Linked DNA regions of Mus musculus: regions 2 and 3 are each linked to region 1. The links are chromatin loops, found by intact Hi-C in ENCODE. Cell type or tissue: heart. All regions are shown on one strand.

Evidence for each region. Peaks named below come from ENCODE experiments on the same cell type or tissue, not always from the same donor. Only the 100,000 strongest peaks of a DNase experiment are listed, where the experiment ranks them.
Region 2: it touches region 1 in a loop (2.3-fold over the local background); 2 of 42 quality-filtered maps call a loop at or near these places.
Region 3: it touches region 1 in a loop (2.1-fold over the local background); 6 of 42 quality-filtered maps call a loop at or near these places.

What each region holds. Positions count from the first base shown.
Region 1 is chr17:4,993,045-5,001,044 of GRCm38, forward strand. It overlaps Arid1b (AT rich interactive domain 1B (SWI-like)), which reads left to right and starts at 2,030. Exons shown (of 20, transcript NM_001085355.1): 1 at 2,030-3,448. The coding sequence starts at 2,051. In heart, CTCF peaks have their summits at 622 and 3,336 (motif pointing right); DNase peaks (open chromatin) are centred at 907, 1,217, 1,827, 2,837 and 2 weaker places; H3K4me3 peaks cover 4,784 bases; H3K27ac peaks cover 4,216 bases.
Region 2 is chr17:5,112,990-5,120,989 of GRCm38, forward strand. All of the region lies in intron 3 of Arid1b (AT rich interactive domain 1B (SWI-like)), which reads left to right. Among named protein-coding and RNA genes, the nearest start is that of Gm34854, 110 kb to the right of the region's middle. In heart, a CTCF peak has its summit at 3,131; a DNase peak (open chromatin) is centred at 3,162; H3K27ac peaks cover 406 bases.
Region 3 is chr17:5,054,345-5,062,344 of GRCm38, forward strand. The region is part of intron 2 of Arid1b (AT rich interactive domain 1B (SWI-like)); the gene reads left to right. Among named protein-coding and RNA genes, the nearest start is that of Arid1b, 63 kb to the left of the region's middle. In heart, CTCF peaks have their summits at 2,548 (motif pointing right) and 4,181; a DNase peak (open chromatin) is centred at 4,217; H3K4me3 peaks cover 1,252 bases; H3K27ac peaks cover 899 bases; H3K27me3 peaks cover 302 bases.

The sequences.
Region 1 (8,000 bases):
ATATTTACACTTGGCCTAGCACACAACCAAGGCAATTGACATAAGCTAAAATAGTTTTTTCAAGCGGCTAAAGAATGATTTTGGAAAAGTACAGTGCACCGGAATCTAGCATATTCCTTCAGCCTGACCTCTGGGAAGCTTTGGTTTCAAATGCGTTCTCTCACACAAATCAGTCCACTCTAGCATAACTGAGCTGTTGCTTAGGTAAAGAAGTCTGGATACCAGAGGCAGTCAGAGATTAGTTACTCCATGATAATAATGTGTAAAACATTATTCTGCTAAAACAATAGGCACCTTTTAAAAACTGGGCAAGTACTGCATATTTCTGCTTTGGGATTAGACTGTTTGCATTATTATTGATTTTATGTTTATTAAATACATCTATTTGGTTTTGTTTCCCATTACTTAGAAGTGAACTCATATCAAGAGGGTTAATTGCACACATTAACCTCTGAAATATGATGAAAGTCGTCCTTAGATTTATGAAGACCCAAGATAAACCTTAGCCGGCACTGGTTTTGCACCAATGGTTAAACGTCCCCTGAATGCTGTGTGGAGCTAACACTACACACTCGAGGACACCCAAACGCATTATAAGAAAAATACTCCATGGGGAACGCTAGGAGTTTTCATACCTACTTCCGGTGCCTTTAAAAAGAGTTATATAAACACCACCTTAGATCGGAGTGGTGAATCATAAGCAATTATTGAGTGCCTGCTGTGTACACGGCACAGCAGTCTTTGCTGCTTAACCTTCACTTAAGTCTTTCATAATTTCTCAGTTGGATGAAGTTGTGGGAATTAAGCCGATGGCCTGAAATTCAGGCGCAGAGGCCAAGGTTGTGAAAAATTACATAACTCCTGAGAGAGACCGAGTGCTTTTGCCCGGCCTGCCTGAGTGTTTCTCTTCTCCACCGGCTCCTCGCCACCTCTGAGGCCCAACAGACAACTTTGCTTCCCAGCCCCTTCTCCCTCTTTTGTCTGCTCTTCAGACTCGTTTTCCACCTTCGTACCGCTCCCTTTAGACGTGAAAACAAACACAGGGCCGCGCGCGGGTTGGCAGGGAGACCGGAGGCACGAGGGGACCGAGCAGCTTCGGGCCCCGAGCGCCGGCAGCCGGTTCCCCCCCCCCTCCCCTCGCTCCCCCGGGCCGGGCCCTCCGCGCCAGGCCGGGCGAGACCAGCCGGGTGAGCGGGGCGAGCTGGCGGGCGAACGTGCGCTCAGCGGCGGCGCCCGGGGCCGAGTCCAGTCCGCGTTTTGCGAGTGCGCAGCAGCCCTCGGAGAGAAGCGGATAATAGTTGCTCCGGCTCGCTCGGCTCCCTCACGCCGCGCTGGGCCCGATTAGGCTCAGGCAAGTCGTGCATTTCCCCCCCCCCCCCATATCCGGGTTAGAGAGGGGGGAAAAAGAGAGAGAGAGAGAGCGAGCGAGAGTGAGGGAGGGAGAGAGAAAAGTTTCATTGCAAGCGGAACTAAAAAACTTTCCGCCCGTTCAGGCCGTAGCGGGCGCGAGCCCCCGAGCGCAAAGGCGCGCCCCCGGCGGGCGGCCCGGGGCTGCGGGGGGTGGGGTGGGGAGGGCACCGCGCTTCCCCGCGGGCCGCGTGGATGCGCGCAGGAGGGGCGGCCGGCTGCGAGTGGGGACATTGTCTCCCCCCACCCCGCCCGGCCGCGCCACGCCGCGGCGATCATGGCCGCGCGGGCAGCAGCGGCGGCGCGGGCGCGGGCGGGCAGCGGCGAGCGGCGGGCGCCCTCGGGGCCGCGGCCGGCGCCCGGGGCCCGGGACCTGGAGACGGGCGCGCGCGGCGCGGTGGCGGCTCCGGGCCCCATCCTGGGGGGCGGCGACGGCGGCCTGAATAATGTGCACCACCACCCCCTGCACCCCCGTCACGACCTGAACATGGCCCATAGCGCGAGCGCCGCGGCGGCCGCCAGCTCCAACAGCGCGCAGAGCGGCCGCTCCGAGGCGGCTCTCAAGGAGGGTGGAAGCGCCGCCGCGCTGTCCTCCTCCGCCGCCGTCGCGGCCTCTTCCTCCTCGGCGGGCCCCGGCTCGACCATGGAGACCGGGCTGCTCCCCAACCACAAACTGAAAGCCGTTGGCGAGGCCCCCGCTGCACCGCCCCATCAGCAGCACCACCACCACCATGCCCACCACCACCACCACCACCATGCCCACCACCTCCACCACCTCCACCACCACCACGCACTACAGCAGCAGCTAAACCAGTTCCAGCAGCCGCAGCCGCCGCAGCCACAGCAGCAGCAGCCGCCGCCACCGCCGCAGCAGCAGCATCCCACTGCCAACAACAGCCTGGGCGGTGCGGGCGGCGGCGCGCCTCAGCCCGGCCCGGACATGGAGCAGCCGCAACATGGAGGCGCCAAGGACAGTGTCGCGGGCAATCAGGCTGACCCGCAGGGCCAGCCTCTGCTGAGCAAACCGGGCGACGAGGACGACGCGCCGCCCAAGATGGGGGAGCCGGCGGGCAGCCGCTATGAGCACCCGGGCCTGGGCGCGCAGCAGCAGCCCGCGCCGGTCGCCGTGCCCGGGGGCGGCGGCGGCCCAGCGGCCGTCTCGGAGTTTAATAATTACTATGGCAGCGCTGCCCCTGCTAGCGGCGGCCCCGGCGGCCGCGCTGGGCCTTGCTTTGATCAACATGGCGGACAACAAAGCCCCGGGATGGGGATGATGCACTCCGCCTCTGCCGCCGCCGGGGCCCCCAGCAGCATGGACCCCCTGCAGAACTCCCACGAAGGGTACCCCAACAGCCAGTACAACCATTATCCGGGCTACAGCCGGCCCGGCGCGGGCGGCGGCGGCGGCGGCGGCGGAGGAGGAGGAGGCAGCGGAGGAGGTGGAGGAGGAGGAGGAGCAGGAGGAGCAGGAGGAGCAGCGGCAGCGGCAGCAGGAGCCGGAGCTGTGGCGGCGGCGGCCGCGGCGGCGGCGGCAGCAGCAGCAGCAGCAGGAGGAGGCGGTGGCGGCGGCTATGGGAGCTCGTCCTCGGGGTACGGGGTGCTGAGCTCCCCGCGGCAGCAGGGCGGCGGCATGATGATGGGCCCCGGGGGCGGCGGGGCCGCGAGCCTCAGCAAGGCGGCCGCCGGCGCGGCGGCGGCGGCGGGGGGCTTCCAGCGCTTCGCCGGCCAGAACCAGCACCCGTCGGGGGCTACACCGACCCTCAACCAGCTGCTCACCTCACCCAGCCCCATGATGAGGAGCTACGGCGGTAGCTACCCCGACTACAGCAGCTCCAGCGCGCCGCCGCCGCCGTCGCAGCCCCAGTCCCAGGCGGCGGCGGGGGCGGCGGCGGGTGGCCAGCAGGCGGCCGCGGGCATGGGCTTGGGCAAGGACCTAGGCGCCCAGTACGCCGCTGCCAGCCCGGCCTGGGCGGCCGCGCAACAAAGGAGTCACCCGGCGATGAGCCCCGGCACCCCCGGACCGACCATGGGCAGATCCCAGGTAACCCCCGCGCCCGGCCGGGCCTGCTTCCGCCCGGGCCTCGCGCCGCGAGCCCGACTTTCTTTCTTCGCCGGGTACTTTTCCCGGCGGTTGGCGGGGGTGGCGGGGGCGCGGCGCCGCCGGGCCGGGGCCGGAGCTGGCGGGGCTGGGGAGCCGGGGTGTCCCGCGCCCTTGCTGCGCGCTGCGCTCCCGTGCCAGGCCCGGGACGGGACCTCGGTGCCCCAGGCCGCGCCCGCCCGGGGAGGGCTCTCGGGGCAGCGGGCTCCGGGGCCCGGCTTGACTCCGCCGGCGCCCACGGTGTGCCCTGAGTGGGCGCGGGGAGAGAGGAACTTTCTCTCTTCGGGCCTCGGTCGGTTTCCCATTCCCCTTGCGAGGAGGAGGCAGGGGGAAAAAAAAAACCAAAAAAAAAAAAAAAAAAAAACCCAAAAACCGAGGTTAGCTTTGTGACAGCCGTGGCTGGTGGAGTTTGGATGTTTACCAGCAAGAATAAGACCCAGATTTACAACGGGCGGAGGCGAAATATTGTAAAATAACATCGATTCGTTCCTAAGAATAGCTGGGGAGAGATCCATTATGGGGCTAAGGGCTCCTTGGAAGGAGTCACCTTCAACCGGGAGGCGATGTTGAAGGAATAGATTCCGGATCGATGGAACTTATTTTGATCATGGGTTAGGTTTTCCTTTTTTATTCAGCAAACCTAGTAAGGTAGTAGGCCAGAGAAAATGGGTCGTTGTGGATCGTATTTGAGTGGATTTTCTTGATTTTGCTGTCTCCCAAGTCCAACAGCGTTGTTAGGAAGTGTCTTGCGCTCTGGCTGTTTCTTGCTAGTAGGCTGAGCCTAAAGACTGACTTGATCTCTCCTTTGCAAGGTTTGGAATTTGAATTGTGGAGGTAAACTGGCTGTAATAGTCTCCAGACAGCTGCCTCTGAGTTGACATCTAATCTGCCATCTGATTGGCTCCCCTCTCACCATTGGGCATTTAGCACTGCTGATGTAAATAGAAGTGCGGAGCAGTACAGTCACAAAAATTCCTGACACAAATAATAACTGAACTCTATTCCAAGCACATGGAAGATTGAATACTATTTAGAGCTTAAATTGTTATGAATCATAGTTAGTAATAAAGGATTGAATACAGAGAAACATGCTGTTGTCCAGTATTAGGCATTTATAAAACTTGGGTCTTCGATGACAAATCTTACAATATGAACATTACATTTATTGTGGGCTTTAATTGTGGACTGAAAATAGGAGCATTGGGAAATAATTAATGCAAAGATTGGACCAGTTTGGGCTTCGTCAAGCTTTTTTATAAAAGTCTGCTTTTTACAGATCTAATTGAATATATTTTAATCCTACCAGTTTACAGTTTAATGCATTAAGATTTCAGTATTCTGAAATGCTATAACATTTCTTACTGATATTTAATTATCTAAAAATCAGAAGAAAGCTATATAATTGGTGATTCTTAATTAGCTTAGAGCCAGAATAAAGCTATGCATTTTTAGTGATTTGTGTTCTCATAATTGCGACCATTTTAAGATGGTCATGTGGACGAGGAGTGTTACTTACAACTGGTGTGTTCCAAAACCTGTGAAACAAAACGAATTTTTGTAGAGAACAATTGACCAAAAGAGGCAATGAATATTTCTTTGAAATGCTAAAGCACATGTCTTTTTTTGATTTGTAGCATATAGAAATGCCCCCCCCCCATACTGTTTTTTTTTTTTTTTTCCTCCTATTTTGTTAGGCTAAGTAATGTGAGCTTTATTCAAACTGCTTTTGAATTAGAGCAAGAATATTTAAGGCAAGTTCTACTGGGTACTGTGTCTTCCAAATAATTTTTCTTCTATTCACATCTTAATGCTGTGATGTTTTCTGATCTATTAGAAGGGAGTAGCAGTGGTTTGTTTGTTTGTTCATTTGTTTTTAATTTAGCTCATTTGTTTTAAGGAGGTGTGCTTTACAATTAATTAACTGTGGACTTGAGGAGAGACCTGGTTGACTTGGCACCTGATATCTGCTGCTTCCAAGTCTACATGGCTCACGGAGTTCTACTTTGATAAAAAACATTTCCCTGTTCTAGATGGAAAACTTGGGGTTTCAATTTTTGTCTTCGACCCACAGAAAGAGAAGTCCATGTAATAATTAAAACTTCTCATCTTTGTAAGCTATAAAGGGAGGAAGCTAGAAGCAGTTGTAGGTTCTTGTTACTTTAGAGGGTTATTTCTTAATGGTACCAATCATTGTAAGTATTTTTTGTTTTCTTGGAATGAGAGTGTATCCATTATAGCCTCGGTGGCCCTTGGGAATAGCTTTTTTTATCTCAGAGAAAAAAAGGGCAGACATATGACCTCAATTCACAGATTTCTTAGTTACCTTACCGGTAACATGTAGATTGTTTCTTTTCATACTTTTATTTTTTTTCCTTTTGTTTTGCTTTTGGAAGGACAGTATTATTTAGTATTTGTTATGATAGCTGTGTTAGGTAGCCACTTGTCCACATTATTAAGTTATGCCAGGCTATAGGTCATAAATTACAAAGTCATATTAAATAATGGAAAAATAAATCTGTTTTTGGCTTTTAATACATTTAGTTTCATTTTTGATTTTAGGCAAATGGTTTGTGTTGGATGGCAATTTTTTTTTATTATTTTTTATTTTTTTGTTACTGGGAATAAAACCTGCCTGTTGTTGAAAGAGGTCTTTTAAAGATTGAAATAAGCCAGTTTATGATTTTTTTTTTAAATGTAAGTATTTAGATAGAGCCAGTCTCAAAAGGAGTCCTAAGGACTGCTCACATATGTAAACTTTTAGTAAGTATACATTTGTCTTGAATTCTGTGTATGTTATTTTATTTTTAGTTTATAGATATAGTAAAGTGTAAGCTAGTTTAGGGTTACAAGGCAGGAAGCCCCAGGATTCTTCCTTATTTCTTAAAATGAAGCTAAGATATAGTGTCTTATAAGGTCAGTCCATCCCCTCTTCCACAAACCTTAGGTTGCTTGGTACTTCAGATCTTATCAAGATGCCACGATGGCCTACATTTGTATATTTGCCTAGGTATAGATGACTGTTATCTGGTTGGGTGAATTTAGTAGCCATGGCTCATACAAAAAGGCCTATTATTTAAGAAATAAAAACACCCCCCCCCCATATAAAAAATGTAGGATGTGTGTGTGTTTGTGTGTTCTGTTGTATGGGATGAAAATATTTGTAACTCAAAATCAGTTATGTTAGGTACCTTGATTTTTTTCTATTACTTAATTTTGACTATTTTTATAATAGTTTTAAGACAGCGAGTAGAAAATTAAACTCACATTAATATTAAGTCAGATTTATTCCTGGCATATGCTCTTCCCTTTATTCTAACTGGAAATAACCTTTCTCCTGTTTTCCTTTTGGTTTTGTCTGTCTGTAGTTAAGGATGCATTTTTGGCCAGGCTTTTGGTCACTGTATTTTTGTCCGCATCGCATCGTGTGAGAAATGTGTCCTGGATATGGGTATAACCCAGAGCACGCTTGGACACATTAACCAATGCACTCTAACCAATATCCTGCTTCCTCACTGAAGCCGAGAGAGCAACGTCTTCAGTGTGCTCCGAGAATACCAGTAATTCTGCTCTGAGAACTAATTTGAAAAATACAGGACTAGCTGCGGGAAGGTTTAGTAATCTTACCGCACAGCACACAGTCACCTTATAAAGAAATCAGTGTAACGGGGGTGGTGTTTTCAGTTCTGTTTCTCTTATTAAGGGAGCATATATTCCTTTATAACTTGGGCTGGTGTATGTGCAAAGGTGACTTCTGATAGGGCAGCGGCATCGATTCCCTAGGCTGCACACCAATGTTACTGTCACCATCGGCAAACCTAGAACAGGATCCTTTCTATTATTTAACCCTGTATTTTCCCAGCAGCGGTGACTTAAAATTTTACTGGGTCTATGAAATTTCCCAGCTTGTTCTGGGAGCAGCGCAGATGCACTTGGGTCTCGGCAGGTTTAGGGAGGTGGCCTATTGGCCTATTGGCCTATTGCTGGTTTTTTTTTTTTTTTTTTGCTATTGCTGTGTCCAGCTGTTGCTTGTTGCTGCCCAGGTCCTGGAGCCCTGTGTTCTGAGCCTTATTTTGTGACTCATGCCACTTTGATTTTGTAAATGTGATATTTATGTTTGATAGAACTGCTGTGTGTTACTTAAAACAACAGATTTATGGAAAGCTGAAAATGAATATTAATAAGAATCCCATTAATTTTTTGTGTAATATTTACATTTACAAAATAGATGTTTTGAAATTTTTATGGCACTATAGCAGAACTATTTTTACTTAAGGGGCCATAGGAAGTTTTGGAACTGGGGCATTGTGGCCTGTGTGTGCCTTTTCAGAGGAGTGCTCTTTTCCAAGAGGCTTCTGTGGTTCTCTGTGGCCCGGGAAAAGCATGCTACGTGCTTGCTGTGGATGCACCCTTGGAGCTGTGGATGCAAGCTCGCTGTGCATGCAGGTTTGTTGTATGTACAAGCTTGCTGTGTGTGCGCTCATTACTTTGTATGTGT
Region 2 (8,000 bases), 120 kb after region 1:
GAGTTGAAACATAACATAGTATATTGTAACAACATATAACAATTATCTGTATTAATATGCAAAATCCATACCAAATATAAAAAGATTTTGCTTGTTAATGTTCTTTGGTCTAAAAGTAGATTGAGTAATCTACCCTTTTTTCCTATCATCCCTATACCCCCTTTTTTATCTTCATTTCTTCTTCCCCCTTTCTTCCTAACACTAGATAGGAGAGAAAGAAGGATAGAAGAAAGAAAAAGAAATCCCTGAATTCAACTTCTTTATTTTGTATCATCCCTGCCCAAGACCATTACAACTTTAACCACCCCCCTTAAACTATGACAAACATCCATCATCCATTGAGTGACCCAAAACCACCCCCAGCTCTTAGGAATATGGGCATTGCTTTCTTAAAATTGGGGAGAGGGAGTTGGAGGTCCTAGGAAACTTGAGATGTTGATTAAGAAAGCTAGCTGTAGCGTTTGCTGTCGAGTCTTTGCAAGCTAAGAAAGTTCAGGGCTTAAATGAATTCCTGACTGGAACAGTCCGTGATGCTGGATAACAAAGCTAGCCATTTAGAAATTGTCCTGGTGCAGAGGTTTGAGGAAACAGAATTGAGACTATCTCAGGTAGGATTGAGCAGGATGCTGGAATAAATGTGTCTCAGCATCCCAGCATCTCAGCCTCTCAGCATCCCAGCATCCCAGCATCCCAGCATCCCAGCATCCTTTCACTATCCCCAAGGATGAATCTTGTTTAGGCCTCTTTAAATTCATTGGTGTCTATAAACATATAAACTTTCACAAAGTAACATACATTTCTACAATAACATATGTGATCAATGATCAATTAAAGATGACTTCCTGTTCTCTGTTTAAGCAGGTAAGGCACCTGTCTTTCTTTATAAGTTAGTATGTACCGTATAACCAAACTGTAATAGAATTTTTTATCTATGTCAATTGAAAGGCTGGCATAAGTCCTGAGATTGCTGTAGCCAACATAATGTATTGGCTGTACATAGATGAAGTCTGGCTGGAGACATTTTAATGTCTCAGCCATTCTCGGAGCTGTTCGCATGTAGAAGAATCAACAATACCAGGTACATGTTTTGTTGTTCTTGATGTCTTTCATATCTGCAGTCAGGATCTTCAGGGAGTCTTCACCTGTCAAATCCCCATGTCAAAGCATTTCTTTTCCTGTGGAAATAAATACAAAACCTCTTCCCTAGTGTGGCACACATCCTTCCATTCTCAGGTCAGGACATCCTTAGTAAAATGGCTGATTTAGTGTAGCAGGCTTTTCCATAATCCAGGGTCTCTCAGTAGCTGTTGGGTTTTGTTCATTAGCATTCAAAAGCTTTGAAGTTAATGAGGCACTGTGTAATCTATCTCTGGGAGATCCCGTCTCCTTCTTCTCTTCTGTGAGCATTGCCTTTAACGTGTTGTTAGATCCTTTATAACTGTGGGATTGTTGAGAAATATCTGTAACATGTTCTATGAGTAATGTCTAAAATATTGTTGCATTGTAATGGATACATATGTCAGAGCATCATCAGCGCCATCTGCCAAGGCATCTCAGATGGACCATCTCTTAATAAATGTGTCATCTCAGAATCAGCGTTTTCAGAATTTAAGGCAAAAGCCACTTGGAATTCTGAACATGTATCAACTGTATGATGTATTAACACATATTTCTCCAGAGTCTATAAAATGAAACCTAATCTATTGTATGACATTGCTCTAAGGTAGCATCATTTAGCAGAATCTGGATTTATAATTCACAATATTGCATCTCTATGGGCTGCCATTCTAATTCCTTAAGCCATTGTGGATTTTTTTCATCTATAGTTATTTCGAAGATAATTTAATGGTTTCACATCAGCATTTGTGACCTTTATTGTCAAAGTTAGTAGTTAACCTCTACATTTTGGAGTGTACTGGATTATAATTTGATAATACTGTATTTCCATGTTTAACATTTTCAAAAGATTTTATTTCTTTTTAGAATGAGGATCAAAAGGGAAATCCAATCAGAGACTGAGTAATGACATAGTAATGTCTGCTTGAACACTTAATTTCCTTCAGAAAGGTGGGAGAGGGTGGGTTCCTGCCTGGACTCTGTAGGCTGGAGCACTGGAGTGTGCTCTGGGCTGGAGTGTCTCCCAGGCCTCCCATGAGCATCTGCTTTGTAGAGTGCTGGGTCTGTTGGAAAAGTGGGGAGAGCCTGAGGAGGGGCACAGTCATCAAAGCCCTTGTATTTTATGGCCTTCTCTTCTCTTGATGCTTATATGCTGAGGCGAGAAAATTGGGGTTCCCCCATTTTTCTTTTCACTACTTTTAGCAGTTTTCATTTGAATTTAAAGTGCTCATTTTAGTATGTTAGAGTTTGAAAAGGAGACTCAATTTAGAGACAAATAAGTGACTGATTCAGTAGTTCCAGTTTCAGGATCCCAGTACCCTCTTTGAGGCTATAACTCATTATAGAGACCCATTGCCCTCTCTCTGCTGGCCTCCATGGCTACCAGGCAAAACAGACAAGCATGTATGTAGGCAAAACACCGCACACAGAAAAGTAACGAACAAACTAAAAGTTCTTCCTTCTCAGTCATTTTGATGAAAGACAGTTCTGTAGAGTAGCAAGCTGTGCATGTATTGTTTCAGTTGAAGCAAATTCATAAATGCTCACAACAGCACCATTACTGGGCTTTCCTAGTGTAGGTTATGGTCCCCACCACCACAACCACCACACATACTAAAGGGGATAACAACAGGACTAACTCATTTGCAGACTGATTTTCCCCCAAAACTTGGAGTATGAGGTGGGGACTCTGTTCATTCTCTGGATTAACTTGGTGAAAGCAGTAGGAGGCAGAGAGTCCGTTGGACAGGCGACAGTAAGGATTCATAAAACGCAGAGGGAGGGAAGGGCCATTGACATGAGAACTGTTGACAGCGGGGGATTTACTTAGCAAGTTCTCTATCCCAGCTGTAGTCTGTGGAGGACTTTAGTGTCAGTCTTTAGCTCTACTAGAAATCAGAGTGTACATCCAAGTTTGAGAGCCTCTCCTGTACACAGCTAACTGGTGCCTTCCAGTCATGGAACACAGTTCCGGTACGGTAATCTGTTCCTGTAACACTGGGACGCCACACTGAGGCAATGCCTGGAGTTCGGATTGACTGCAGCTGTGCTTTAATCTAATGGGCTCCCCGTCTCTCTCATTGCTATTTATACTGTGGAGACACATTGTGCTCCAGAGATGGGCAGATGGTCAAGCCTAGAGGCCATCGGTGACAGTCTTTCCCTTTGCTTCCAGATCTGGTGTTTAGAGCACAGATTGTTGGACACCCACTCTTGGAGGTTCTGATTCAATAATTTGGGGCATGACCTAATAATTTTCCTATCTGTAAAATTCCCCAGTGAGAACCCTCCTTGGGAACCACTGTAGACTACCCTAGATTTTGAAGTAACTTGTTAAATTCCCGGACCACAGGATGGGAATTCTGACAGTTCTGATGTAGCAAGGACCTCAGGACTCTGGACTTGACTATTTTACTAGTTGCCAAGTATGTTGGATATATCCTTGCTTCACAACAGTGATTCTCATATTTAATTAAATGTAATTCATGGTAAATCTCACATTGCTAGACATTTCTCCTTTTACCCAAGTAGAAATTTAGTTCTTTTAACTATAGGAACCCTTAGACAGAATATGAACACACACACACACACACAGAGAGACAGAGACAGAGAGAGAGAGAGAGAGAGAGAGAGAGAGAGAGAGAGAGAGAGAGAGAGAAAACAATCCTTAAGCAAGCTAGACTTTCTGTTAATTCTTACAAGTGATGTATATGGCCTAGCTTCCACAGATCAGTAAAGATGAGGGTGCCTGGATCCAAGTTCTCTTCAGTGTGATTTTTTTTTTTAAAAAACCCTCTCACATTCTTTTCTTTTCTCCTCCTCCTCATCATCTTCCCCCCTCTCTCTCCCTCCCCCTCCCCTTACCCCCTCTTCCCTCCCCTCCCCCTTCTCCTCCTCTTTCTAATCCTCCTCCTTCTTGTTCAGCCTTGGCTGCTTTCGAACACATTGTGTAGCATGGTCTCTTAAGTCAGCAGAGCCCCCCTGCCTCTGCCTCTTGGATGCTGAAATTGAAGGTGTATGCTACATGCCCAATGTCTCTTGCACCCTTAACACACAAGCCACAGTGAGGGAGGAGCCTACAGGCCAGCCTTCACAGGCTCCCTTCCAACATTCCTTTAAAGGGCCCAGTTATTATCACACGCCTGGTAAACACTCACCAGGATCTGTTTTGTGTCTTAATTTGGAGAGATTTTGGTGTGAGGAGACCCAGCAGTACAAGACTTTTTCTCTTGCTTCTTCTTCTTGGTCCTCTGTCTAGTTTCCTTCAGTTCCTCAGTCTTACTCAGGAACACAGTCTACCTCATCTGAGAATCTCTTTCATAGTAGGCTGGCCTGGCTGGTTCGAGGGCAACCTCCACATCCTTTCTCACCAGCTGGCCTCATAATTTTTGTAATGTTTCTCTTACTGGAATCTGGGGCTCACAGATTAGGCCGTGCTGACTGCCAGGGACACTCTGGGAGCCACCTCCCATGTCTGGGATTGCAGGAATGCATCACCACAGCCAGCTCTGAAGTGGGTGCTAGGGACTGAACTCAGGTCCTCATGCAAGGCAAGTATGTCACCAGTGGAGTCTTCCCATGTCACCTTTTTGGTTCTTGTAGCTTTTACTCCGTCAGCATTTCTGAGGAGTCAGACAACTTTTACAGATGGCACTGTGCAATTCTTAGAAATTAGTTGGAAAGCCTGCAGTTCTCTCTCCTTGGCAAACAAAGGTTCTGTTTATGTAGTCTGTGGGTTTCATCCATTTTCTTAGAGTAGGTTGCTATCAGGCTCTTACGTGCCTCATAGTAGTCCTCTAATTAAGCACGTGCGCAATGACAAGGTGTTCAGTGGAGACAGCTATTCAGACTAGAGTTAATCGGGAGCTAGAGCTACTACTGTGCATTTAAATCAGACACTAACAGTGTTTGAGGAGTCCTTAGTAATTTTATTTTTATTTCCGTTATTTTATAAAGATTATAATGTTAAGTTCAGTTATTCATAATCAATCTGCTTTTATAAATCTCAGGGAAATTATATGCTTTTTCTGATGAATTCGCCTGTTGATACTATGTTGATAGTTTTCCCCAGTAAACCGGTTTGAGGATCTGATAAAGTCTGTAACTCCTAACCCTGTGACCATATAAGGTGCCATACAAAATCAGCTCCAACTTCAGGGTAGGGTTCAGTGTCATTTGCTCCAAAGTCAGGAATGTAGGCCTTTGGTGAAGGCCACAGCGTCCTCTGGGAGGGAGGGCCTCGCCTGTCTACTGAGTGCAGCCCTGCTGGGTGTGTCCCCTTAGGTGCTGTGCATGGAGCAGGAGGAATGTGGACAATTTTTTCTTGCCACCACTTCTTATGTGTTATGATGTAGCTATTTATGTAGCATTGATATTGCATTAGGTATTTTGAGCAATCCACATGACTACAGGAAAGGTCCTTAGGTTCTCAGCAAGTATGACAGCAATTTATAGAAGACGTTTGAATGCCCATGTGTCACTGGTGTTAGGACCTGTATTTTGTAGACCCTGAGAAACAGCCTCTCGGATCTATCTCATGGGTCAGTGTGAAGGCCAATTCACTGAAGGAATAAAATGACCAGAAACTTCCTGGCACACGAGGAGTGTGACAGCACATCAACATCATGGCTATGAGTCGTGTCCTAGCTGATGAATTAATATTTCGATTCTAATTCTTCAGTCAGTTTTAAATTTAAAAAGATAATCGACACTAACTGGATAGTTAGCTTTTGCCAAGCAGAGTGCCAGGCTTTATAGATGAAGAAAATATTTTTTGGGGGGTAGCAAATTTGGATGCTGTGTAAATATTAACATGGGCTACCTTTCCCTGTTGGGTACCCAGAGAAGGAAGGACTACAGCTTTGTGAGTTTTTTGTTTGTTTGTTTGTTTTTGTTTTTAAATGAGTTGATTATTAAAAACCTGGAATGCTGCCAGGTGGTGGAGGTTGAGGCAAGGTGGATGGATATCTGTGAGTTCAAGGCCAGCCTGGTCTGCAGAATGAGTTCAAAGCCAGTCAGGGCTACACAGAGAAACCCTGTCTCAGAAAACCAAAACCAACCAATCAACCAAGCACACACTGCTTGCTAGTTGCTTTGGTCCTCCCAGTCCTCAGCTCCCGAGCTGCCTCTGGGCAGAGAATGTGACTTTAGGCCTCCACATGCTCCCTTCTCACTCAGACACTGCTGTTTCCGGAAGGCATGGACGAGGCACCAGCTCGCAGTGCTGTCAGCCTCCGGGTCTCACCCTCTCCACAGGTCTCACGGACAGATGTCCCCTCAGCCTGTCCAGTAGTCAGCTGCCACTTGCTGATGGCAGATGTCTGTGTGAGAACGCCACTGTGAATATTATTGAAACTCATCAGGAAGAAGCACTGTGGGCCACACTGGCCTGCCTACCTTTCCTCGTGGGTATCTAAATCTGGAAAAGAATTGTTCCCTTGAATTCAGAGAAACTAACTAGTGTTTGGAGCACATATCCTTTGAATTCATTGATATGCATGTGTACATGTGTTAGTGTGTGTGTAAAAACATCAATACTTTTATATATCATTTTTAAGAGAACATGGTTTTAACTGAAGCTAAAAATTGGACTGGCTTTAGGATCAGTAAAAATCCATTGGGCTTTCTTTGGTCATGCGATCTTTCTATGAGCTAGAGGAATTTTGGAGCAGGATACATGGAAGAATTCAGTGACAAACAGGAGACATGACTGAGCTACTCAGCATTGCCCACTTAGGTGGTCTCCATTCATCTACATCCTACATCTTGTATTTTCTTAGTCCATCCTTCCCCCATCTTCCTCCCTGAACTGAACCCAGGGCTCATACATTGTAATTCTGTTACACTCTAGCCCATCCTGTTGTCTGAAAATAAACTCCAAACACCTTTTAGAAAGATTTTTTATTTTTATCTTATGTCCTTGAGACACATTTGTGTATGTCTACCATGTGCAAGCCCGATGCTCACAGAGTCACAGGTAGGTAGTTAGAAGCTGCCATGGCTGCTTAGAACTGAACCCAGTTCTATGCAAAATCAGCCAGTGCTTTTAATGGCTGAACCAACAACTCTGCAGCCGCCGGCCAATAGTTTTTACATTGTACATTTCTGGTTATTTCCCTCTGCCTCTTTCGCCCTTCTTTTTTTCTTGTTTTGTTATGTCCTCCTCAATTGGAGGAGCTGAGTCATGTGATTCCCAGTGTGAGATATTCCGTTTGAGTCCCTCAGCTTGTTCCTCAGACCTTTCAATTTGTTATTAAAACATCATTGTTGTGTGTCTGATGTGTTTGTGATCTGTGGCGTGAATGTGGTAGAGATCACACGTAGAGATCGGAGTATAGCTTTGTGGAGTCTGCTCTCTCTGTGGGTTTCAGGGATGGAACTTAAGTCATTACTCTTCAGAACAAGTTACTTTAACCGCTAAACCATGCCAATGGCCCATCTAAAGCATAATTAAAATGAAAAGGTTGATAGTTTGATCTAATGAGTTAGTAGGTTCTTTGCAGGCTTTGATTGTTGCTTTGTAGACTTGGGGACCTGGTGTCCTTCAGGGCCGCCATTGCTGATCTCTGCAGTCTTCTTCCTCGGCTTCCAGTTTATTTTTAGTACATCTTTTCACGGTCGTCTTTTTTCTTTAATACAGTAGCAGACAGCAAACTGTGTCTAGTAGCACGTTGCTCCTAGGCAGTGTAGCTGCTAACGGGATGTGTATTCCTGGACATGAGCCAAGTTGTGCTTCACTCTGTGTGTTTGTCCTCATGCTCTTTATTTTGGTGTTGGGGTGTGAGCCCCAAGAACCCATGCCAGCCACTTACCTGGCTGCTGCTCGTTATGCTGGGCTCTGGGAATCCAGGAGGACAGCAGCCTTCTCCTGAGGAAATCGTTAC
Region 3 (8,000 bases), 61 kb after region 1:
GTGAGGCAAAGAATGAGAGAAACTGAGTTGTGAGAGTGAGCACAGGTGTGGTCCTGCTCTCCCACTGAGTTGCCTAAGAGGGCCAGACACTCACTTGGTTGGGTAGGCAGGGGCCCTGGGAGGTGTTAGTTTGCACACATGAAGGTGGACCCTCCTACTGTCTCCTGTTACTATCAATACGGTGTTACTTTTGGCTCATTAGATTGAGAAAGTATTGAGGTCTTTGAGGCTTGTTAACACAGTTATCACCAGATATTTATTGGTAATGTGGAGGAGCTACAGGCACCCTTAGAGGAACAGACCTGCACCTATGCACCTGAGTGCAATGCGCTGGTGTTGGGTGCAGTTAGTGACTGTGCCCTGGGAGCAGCTACTGCATGGGCACATGGTCTAAGAATAGGTCCCATTAGACCCTGGTCTTGTCAGAGAGGCTTGTTCTAGGTCTGCGTGAGAAGCAAGCTGTTTCAAGTTTCATCAGCCTTTAAAGGTTTTTAGGCTTTTCTTTTCTTGTCTTTTCCGTTCTTTTTTCTTACAGACTTCTGCACCGGTTTCTGAGTCTCGCCCTCCTTCCCCATGTTCCCCTTTCATTTGTATCCTGGTCTGGTGCTTTCCTGCATCAGCTCAGGGAGTAAGCCGGGGTGGGGGAAATCATCTAAAATTGATCTCAATAACTCAGTTGAGTAAAGTTAAATTTATTCTATTTATATTTTTAAGACGAGATACTGTCCTTCCACATTTAGAAGCAGCACTAGGTTCCAGAGTAGAGAAAATCCCACCTCCACAGATCAGAAATGTGCGTCTGTTAAAGTTGTTTTCCTCAGAGGACATTTCAAAAGTAACACATGGCTTCTATTGACCTCATTTTCTTCCACCTGAGAAATGATGTTGAACTGGGCCTGCGTCAGAGAGCCATGGTGCCTCTATGACAGTCAAGCAGAGAATTCCCACTTAACACTATGGGCTTCAGTGCTGATGAGTTTCGCATTGGGCAATGGGACCCTGACAGAAATCTAAGGCAGCGCCCAGAGCGTGCTGTCAGTGCTCTCCAGTTTGGGCTGGCGTTTAAGATGAGGTAAATGTTGTGGAAATATACAAAGAAACTCCAGTATGAGGGAAAACGTCCTCTTTTTGGCACCAGGTTCCCTTTCTTCCTCTTGCCTTCTCTGCCATTTCTGTCACGTAATTCAGCCATCAGTGTTCATGTGAGTCCAGCTGTGTAGGACTCAAGGCTGTCCGTGTGTTCCACAGGCTCAGCTTCCTGTTTGCTGGCCTTGATGATAGTGTCATCACTTCAGATGTAGGCACCGGCTGCAGCCCAGCTCCAAGCCCCTTGAGTGTGGTGGGGCCAGTCAGTTGGACAGAGGAGAACGTTTCTCATGGTCATGGTGAGCATCTCTTTGTTCTTTGAGGATCTGAAAGCTGCTGTCTGTACTTCGGAATCCAGAACTAATACAGCCTATGGCAGCAGGGACAAACTCAATTAACTTAGTTTCTTGTGGTATATCAGCAAGTGGAGTGGACTTCTCCTGGGCCACTCGACCAGTGGGTTCACGGACGGTGCTGGCATCCTGTGTGTCTGTGAGTAGGTGGCATCCAAGTCCTTTCTTAGTTTTTTAAGTCCTTTGTCCACTGAGAGCCATGCATGGGTTTTGTGTGTCCCTTTTTTGGGGGGCACACCCCTGGAGAAGCTTCTTTGAAAGGCGTGGTGGTGGTGGGGATCAGTGTCCCCAGTGTCCCCAGTATCAGAGGGTCAGGTGGCTTTGCTTGAGCACATAGATGTGGAGGTTGGCAATAATCTACCCTGAAGCCTCTATCTCCCCGTCTGTGTGTCCCGCAGGGCGTCTGTGGAGGTGTCCAGGCCTTCGTCCTTTGTATGTTGCCTTCCTTTTTCCTTCTCTGGAGACTTCAGATGTGTTGAATTGAAATTTGTCTTTTCCCGCTTGTTTTTCTAGACTCATCTAATGTTAACCGTGTGTGTGTGTGTGTGTGTGTGTGTGTGTGTGTGTGTGTGTGTGGTTGGCAGGTGAGTGGGTATTTTCTTTGCTAATGTCACATCATAGTTTCCTTTGTGACCCTTGGAAGTTTTATTGGTTAACCCTGGGTTAATTAACTCCTTACTTTCACATTATCCCCCACTCGTCACCTGTTTATCTTTCCCCCTATTTCTTGGCAGGTATTGTTAATCTCCCCTCCGTCCTGTTAGGGGCTGTATTTACTTTTTTCTTTTTCACAGTTTCACTATGTATAGACTTGTTTTTCTTCACAAACTTTTCTGATATCATCATTTCAGGAAGACAGCAGTTCATCTGCCTTTACACAGCTTTAGAAACCGGTGACTGTAAGGTTCTACTTTCAAAGAGAAAGTTCTGTGTCCTTGGTTGACCAGTTGCCCTGGTGGACTAGATGACGGAGTGGGAGTTGAGCCATTTTCTTTGAGGCCCCTCTTGTGTTGTCTGCATGCTTCTCCCACTAAGGTATCCATTGCTCTCAGAGAGGGGGGTCTGCTGTGTCCCTCCCCGCCACACTGTTTCCATGGCTCCTCTCCTGCTGGCCCTCCAGATGGCAGTCCTCCTCTGCCTGAGGTGAGGACAGGGAAGGGGGCTCTGTGTTCCTCATTGCAGGTCTTTCTGTCCAGCTCCCACCACCCTGATTCCTGAGTCTTTGGGGTTTCGTGCTTTAATTAGCTTGCTTCTTATCCTCTCACCTAGAACAAATTAAAACATTAATTATCGCTTGTCTCTCTGCTTTTCTCCTTCCAAAAATTCTTTGACCTCTTGCCTGCTGCTACCCCAGCTCATGTTTTCTCTGCCCTCACAGATTTAGACTTTTACCTTTTCATTGTTCCTTCCGTGGGGGTCCATACATAGTTATAAACAGGAGCCTTGATCTGTTTATGGAAACCTGTAGAGACATTTTTAGTAAGAGCTTCTCTTACAAACTGTTGTCTACATGTTTGGGTTTCAGTGTGCCACCTGGTAACACTCTGGCTCCAGAAGTGTGTGCATTAAGACCAGAGGGGACTTCAGGAGATAAGTATCTGCGGGGTCGATTGTTGGCAGGGCCCTGGCCTGAGGAGCTGTGTGAGGTGGGGCTGTCTCTGTGTAGATTAGCCAGGAGAAAGTTCGTGGTACTGAGGCAGTGCTTTCAGAGTGATTGCTCCCTCGGGTGTGCAGGGTAGGGCTGGGAGGACAGCCTCTAGGCCAGTGGGTTCTCTGCCCATCCACAGGAGGCCAGGCTAGGGTTGCTGAGTGCCTGTGAGGGGGGCTGCTGTGAGGGATGGTGGGAAGGGACAGTTTTAAGGTGAACTGGGACAAGGGTTAGCAGAGCAGCACCACAGGAAGGCAAGGGCCACAGGCTGGGCCCAGAGGATACTCTCTGTGGTGGGAGTAGACCCTCAGGGCTGCAGCTCTGCCTGCTGCCTGCTGATGCTCTCCCTGATGCTGGAAGCTGCAGGCTCCTTGATTGAAGCCCTGCCTTGCTGGTCTCCACCTACTCCTATTGGAAGATAATCATGTTTTCATAATTGATACTAACAATCTAACAGATATGGCTAGCCTCACTCCTCAGAGAAAGACAGAATGGCATGTATCACAGGCAAAAGGTTTTTTTTTTTTTTTTTTTTTACTAAAGTTTGTGTTTAATGCAATTTTTAGCAATAGAGAACAGAATGGAAAAAGAACCTTCTGATTCATACTTATTAAGCAACCCAGAAAATAAGTTAACTGTAGTAGGGCAATCAGGAATTTTATCTACAGGCACAGCTTCATAGTATCTGTATGTGTGGCCCAGTGCCAAGACCAGTGTGAAACTAAAAACAACAACAGCAAACTGTTAGAGCAATTATAACAAGTCAACTTTGTATCCTTCTGTGTCAGGAATGAAAAATAAAGAGTCCAGCTTCCCCGGCCTGCCGGCCTGCCGGCCAGTATTTAGCATTCCTGCTGCTGTTTACAGAGCTTTGCATATGGTCTTTGAAACCCTGCGTGCTCTTTCAGCGTGAACCATCTACTCACTCTTATCAGCTTTCAAGATGCTGTCTCTCACAGCTCTGCCACTGTTAGAGCAGGTCCGGAATCAAGCAGGGAGCTGGGAAAGAGCTCCGCTGCAGAGCTCGGCTGCAGACCGCCATCCTGGCTGGAGGTTGCTAAGCTTCTGTGTACATTCCTGGTGCCCTCCTGGTGGCCTGATCCTTAGGCCTCCTTAAGTTAAAAATACTGGGTGTGTGTGGTCTTGGCAGCTGGCACGAGGCCAGGCTTTTTATATCCTGCTCTGGCCTGGGAATGGAGCTCAGCAGAGGGGGTGCACAGTGTGGGGAGGCCCTGCTGCCTGGCTGTTCTGGTTTTGTTGTTCTAAGGAAGAGACAGCTGATGCTGGCCCTCCACGCGCATCTTTCTTTTGGTCTGATGTTTGTTAGAGTAGCCATAGAGAGCCAACTTTAGAGTTTAATTTCCTTTCCCCTTTGAAGCCTGTTATACCATCTGTTAGAGAGAAACTTCTATGCCTAACTACTTATACTTTAACTAATTAATTGGGCACTGGGTTCCTGGACATATTTATTAAATGTCAACAACTTGGGACATTTAGTCTTTGTTTTTAGAGTTTTATGTCCAGTAGGATTTTTCTTAAACTATGTCCAGAATATCCTCGGGAGTGTGCACACTGCTTTACATTTTTTGTTATGAATTATTGATTAGATTGTTCTGAAGGTATCCATTTGTTTCTTCCTCCCCACAGCAGCACCTAGGAAGCTGTTTTCTGTCTCCCTCCCTCTTCTGGGTGCTGTTTTACATACTAGCATGCCAGGGCTAAAGGAGGCAAGGCAGACTCATCGCCTGCTTGTGCTATTAGACATCCGTACAGTGAGGAACAGTGCTGTGGAGTCTTCATTGTGAATGCTGTTCAGGCTGTTCCCTGCAGTATGTGGGTCAATGGGTGGCCCAGTTCAAGACCTGGGGCACTTCAGAAGAAGTGAGGTGTCTGCCCCTGGAGAGGTGTCTTCTGGGAGAGGCAAGCATCCATGTGTGTCTTGTGGGGAGGGAGTGGCTAAAGCGCTTATGGCGTATGATTGATAAGCCGATTGTCACAGTCGGGTGGACCCCAAGGAAGGGACAAGCATGTCATTGGCCCTGACAGTGATTGACAAGGGGAGGCAATTCACGTGCTTTCTCAGATGAAGATGCACTAAAGCGTTCTTTTGCACTGTTCTTCCCAAGGCCTCACGGCCACATGCCTTGTGACATTCTTGGGATGTTTTTACACAAAGTGAGGTCCTTTGCAATTTTAAGTATTCTTTACATTTAATTTATGTTTGTGTGTGTCCTGAGTGTGGTGCAGGCATGTCAGTGTGTGGGCACATGGAGGCCTCTGTTGGCCTTGTTGCCTTGAGACAGGGTCTGTCAGCAAACAGGTGCACATTACTTTCTCTAGGCTGCCTGGCCACCAAATCTCTAGGATCTTCCAGTCTCTGCCCCCAGTGCTGGGGTCACAGGTGAGCAGAGCTGTTTCTCACTTTTCTTGTAGATGCTGGGGATTTGAACTTGGGTCTTTATGTTGGCCATAGCAGGTAGTCACCTCCTGGAATTGAAGACTATTTTCTGGCAGACTTTAATGGGTAGCCCTGGCTATGGCCCTGCATGGCAGACTCGAGCTTGCCCCACTTCTTAGCCCATGCGGGAAAGATCCTGCTCGTTCGTTCTGAAGTTGGCCCAGTGCACAGAATCAGCTCTCACTAGGAGCACTTACTTGCTTCCTTCTTTGGAAATGGAAACTGTTGGGCAGAGGGGTGGACATGGCGAGGGTGTTTGAGCACACTATAGCAGACCGTTTTGGCCTGGCCAATGTGAATCGATGTGTTTTTATTAGAGCTCTTTGGCTGATCTTGGACTGTAGCATTCTCACGTTGGACTGAACGTTAACAAAATATGGATGCTTTTCTTCCTTGGGATCGGCTGCTAAATGTAAGGGGCTTTGTGGATCAGTGCTGCGATCTCTTCATTTGTAGGGTGGGAGTCCACTAAGATGGGAACTTATGTGGAGGGGTTTGCTGAGGTTCTGAGTCAGAGCCCTTTGGAAGGCATGTTGGAATAGGCCATGTAGGTGGGGAGAGCCTCGAACTCTACCTTTGCTGGGGATGGAGGACACTTGTGCTCTTTTCTCTCCTTATCTCCCCGCCCACCCGTTTTAAAGTAATTCTGTAAAATATATAAGAATGTAACTGCTTAATGCAAAAGTAAGACCCCATTTTTCAGAGATAAAGTAAGTGTGTGTGTGTGTATGTATGTGTGTAGCCGTGAATAACACAGCACAGTGCTGTGCCCCTGTGCTGTGGTTTCCTCCCTGGCTAGTGCACCTGTGTGTTTGCTGTGTGCTCCTCTCTCCCATTTTGTGTAGGCTGCACGGCAGGCCTTTGTGTGGATTGCTGTGTTCAGGCCAGCATGAGGGGACTGATTTCACTGCTGCTACAGGAGGTGGTGGAGGAGAGCTGGCAGCTTTAAGGATCACGAGCTCTTCCTTTAAGGGAATTTCCTAGAAGTGAAAAGAGGCCACCTAGCCCATGATCAGAAAACAATCAAAGCAGAAGAATGGAGCATCCGCCCTCCTGTTGCTTTTAAAAAGTGTTCTTTCCTGGGTCACAGGAAAGTGCCACTGGCAGCAAGTGACCTCACTTGGGGGCTTCCTGGGACTGCTTAGCTTGGGAGTGGAATATCTTGTGTGGTCTCCTGTTTTCCATTTGGCCTTTGATCTGTCTGCCTTCACTCAGAAAGTTTAAAATTTACCTGTATTTTGTAATACCCAATTCATAGACTATAAACATAGCCTGTGTGTTCTGAGCATGTTTTCTCTGTTTTGTAATCTGTGCTGTTGACTGTAAATCTTAAGACACTCCTTAGAGGTTATTCTTTGCCTGCTTTTGGATCTGTAGTGAAAATTAAAGGTACTTTAAAGTCCAGAAAGTGGATGATGTCCACTGGTCAGTAATTAGTGAACTCGGTAAAGGGCAGCTGCTCAGAGAAGTAGGAGAGTCTGTGGTGGCTGGGCATGTACCAGGGCAGCTGTGAAGTAACGTGGCAGGTGGCTAGTGAGAATTCTGTCGTTCTCCTTACAGTACATCTAAAAGCTCAATAACTGTTGGGTGGGAGTAGATGAGTGTTGAGCATTTGTGGAGAGTGTACATGGTCCAGAGCTCTATCACCAGCATGTAAAAACCAAAGCAAAAGTCAGGCATGCTGGTGCACACCTCTGATCCTGGCACTCAGGAGGCACAGGCAGGCTTATCTCTGAGTTCAAGGCCAGCCTGGTCTACAAAGTGAGTTCCAATACAGCCAGGGCTACACAGAGAAACCATCTTCAAAAACAAGAGCCACCACCACCAAAAGCCAAAGCAAAATAAAAAAGAATATAAATGTACTAGCATGAAGCAGCTTCCGTTGTGATTGGAGTAAGTGCAGAGCTAGGATGCACTGCACGGGAGGCTTCAGGCTGGCGTGGAAGGACTTAGCAGCCTGTGTCTGTTTCATAATCTTTTTCCAGTGGAAACTTAACATTTACCAGGATGACCTTTTAAAAGTCACGGCCTGCCTCATTCATCGTCCCTCTTTGAAACCATGTTTACTCTAAAAGTTGAAAGGACATTGTCTTAAGTTTTTCTTTCCATAGGACATGTGCTGGTTTGTTGTTTTTTTCTGTAAAATGCCTATATAATATAAGAGAGTAACAAAGCACAAAGGCTCTTCTGTAACCTCCCATTGGTTAGCCACTGAACAAAGCTTCAGAACTTTGCTCATGAACAGGACTGGGCTTTGCCTTATGGGTGTCTGTGTGTTCATAGTGCACAGTGCCATGTTAGAATAGGCTCCGGCACCCTGCGCTGTTCAGTAAAACATCTATGAGGCAAAGAAACCAATAAAGAGAAGAATCAGTCCCTCAGGGGTCTGTGTGTACAAGTCTCGTGGTGCTGGGGCTGTTTGTGGTACTCGTGAGGCTGAGCTCTGGAATCTCGA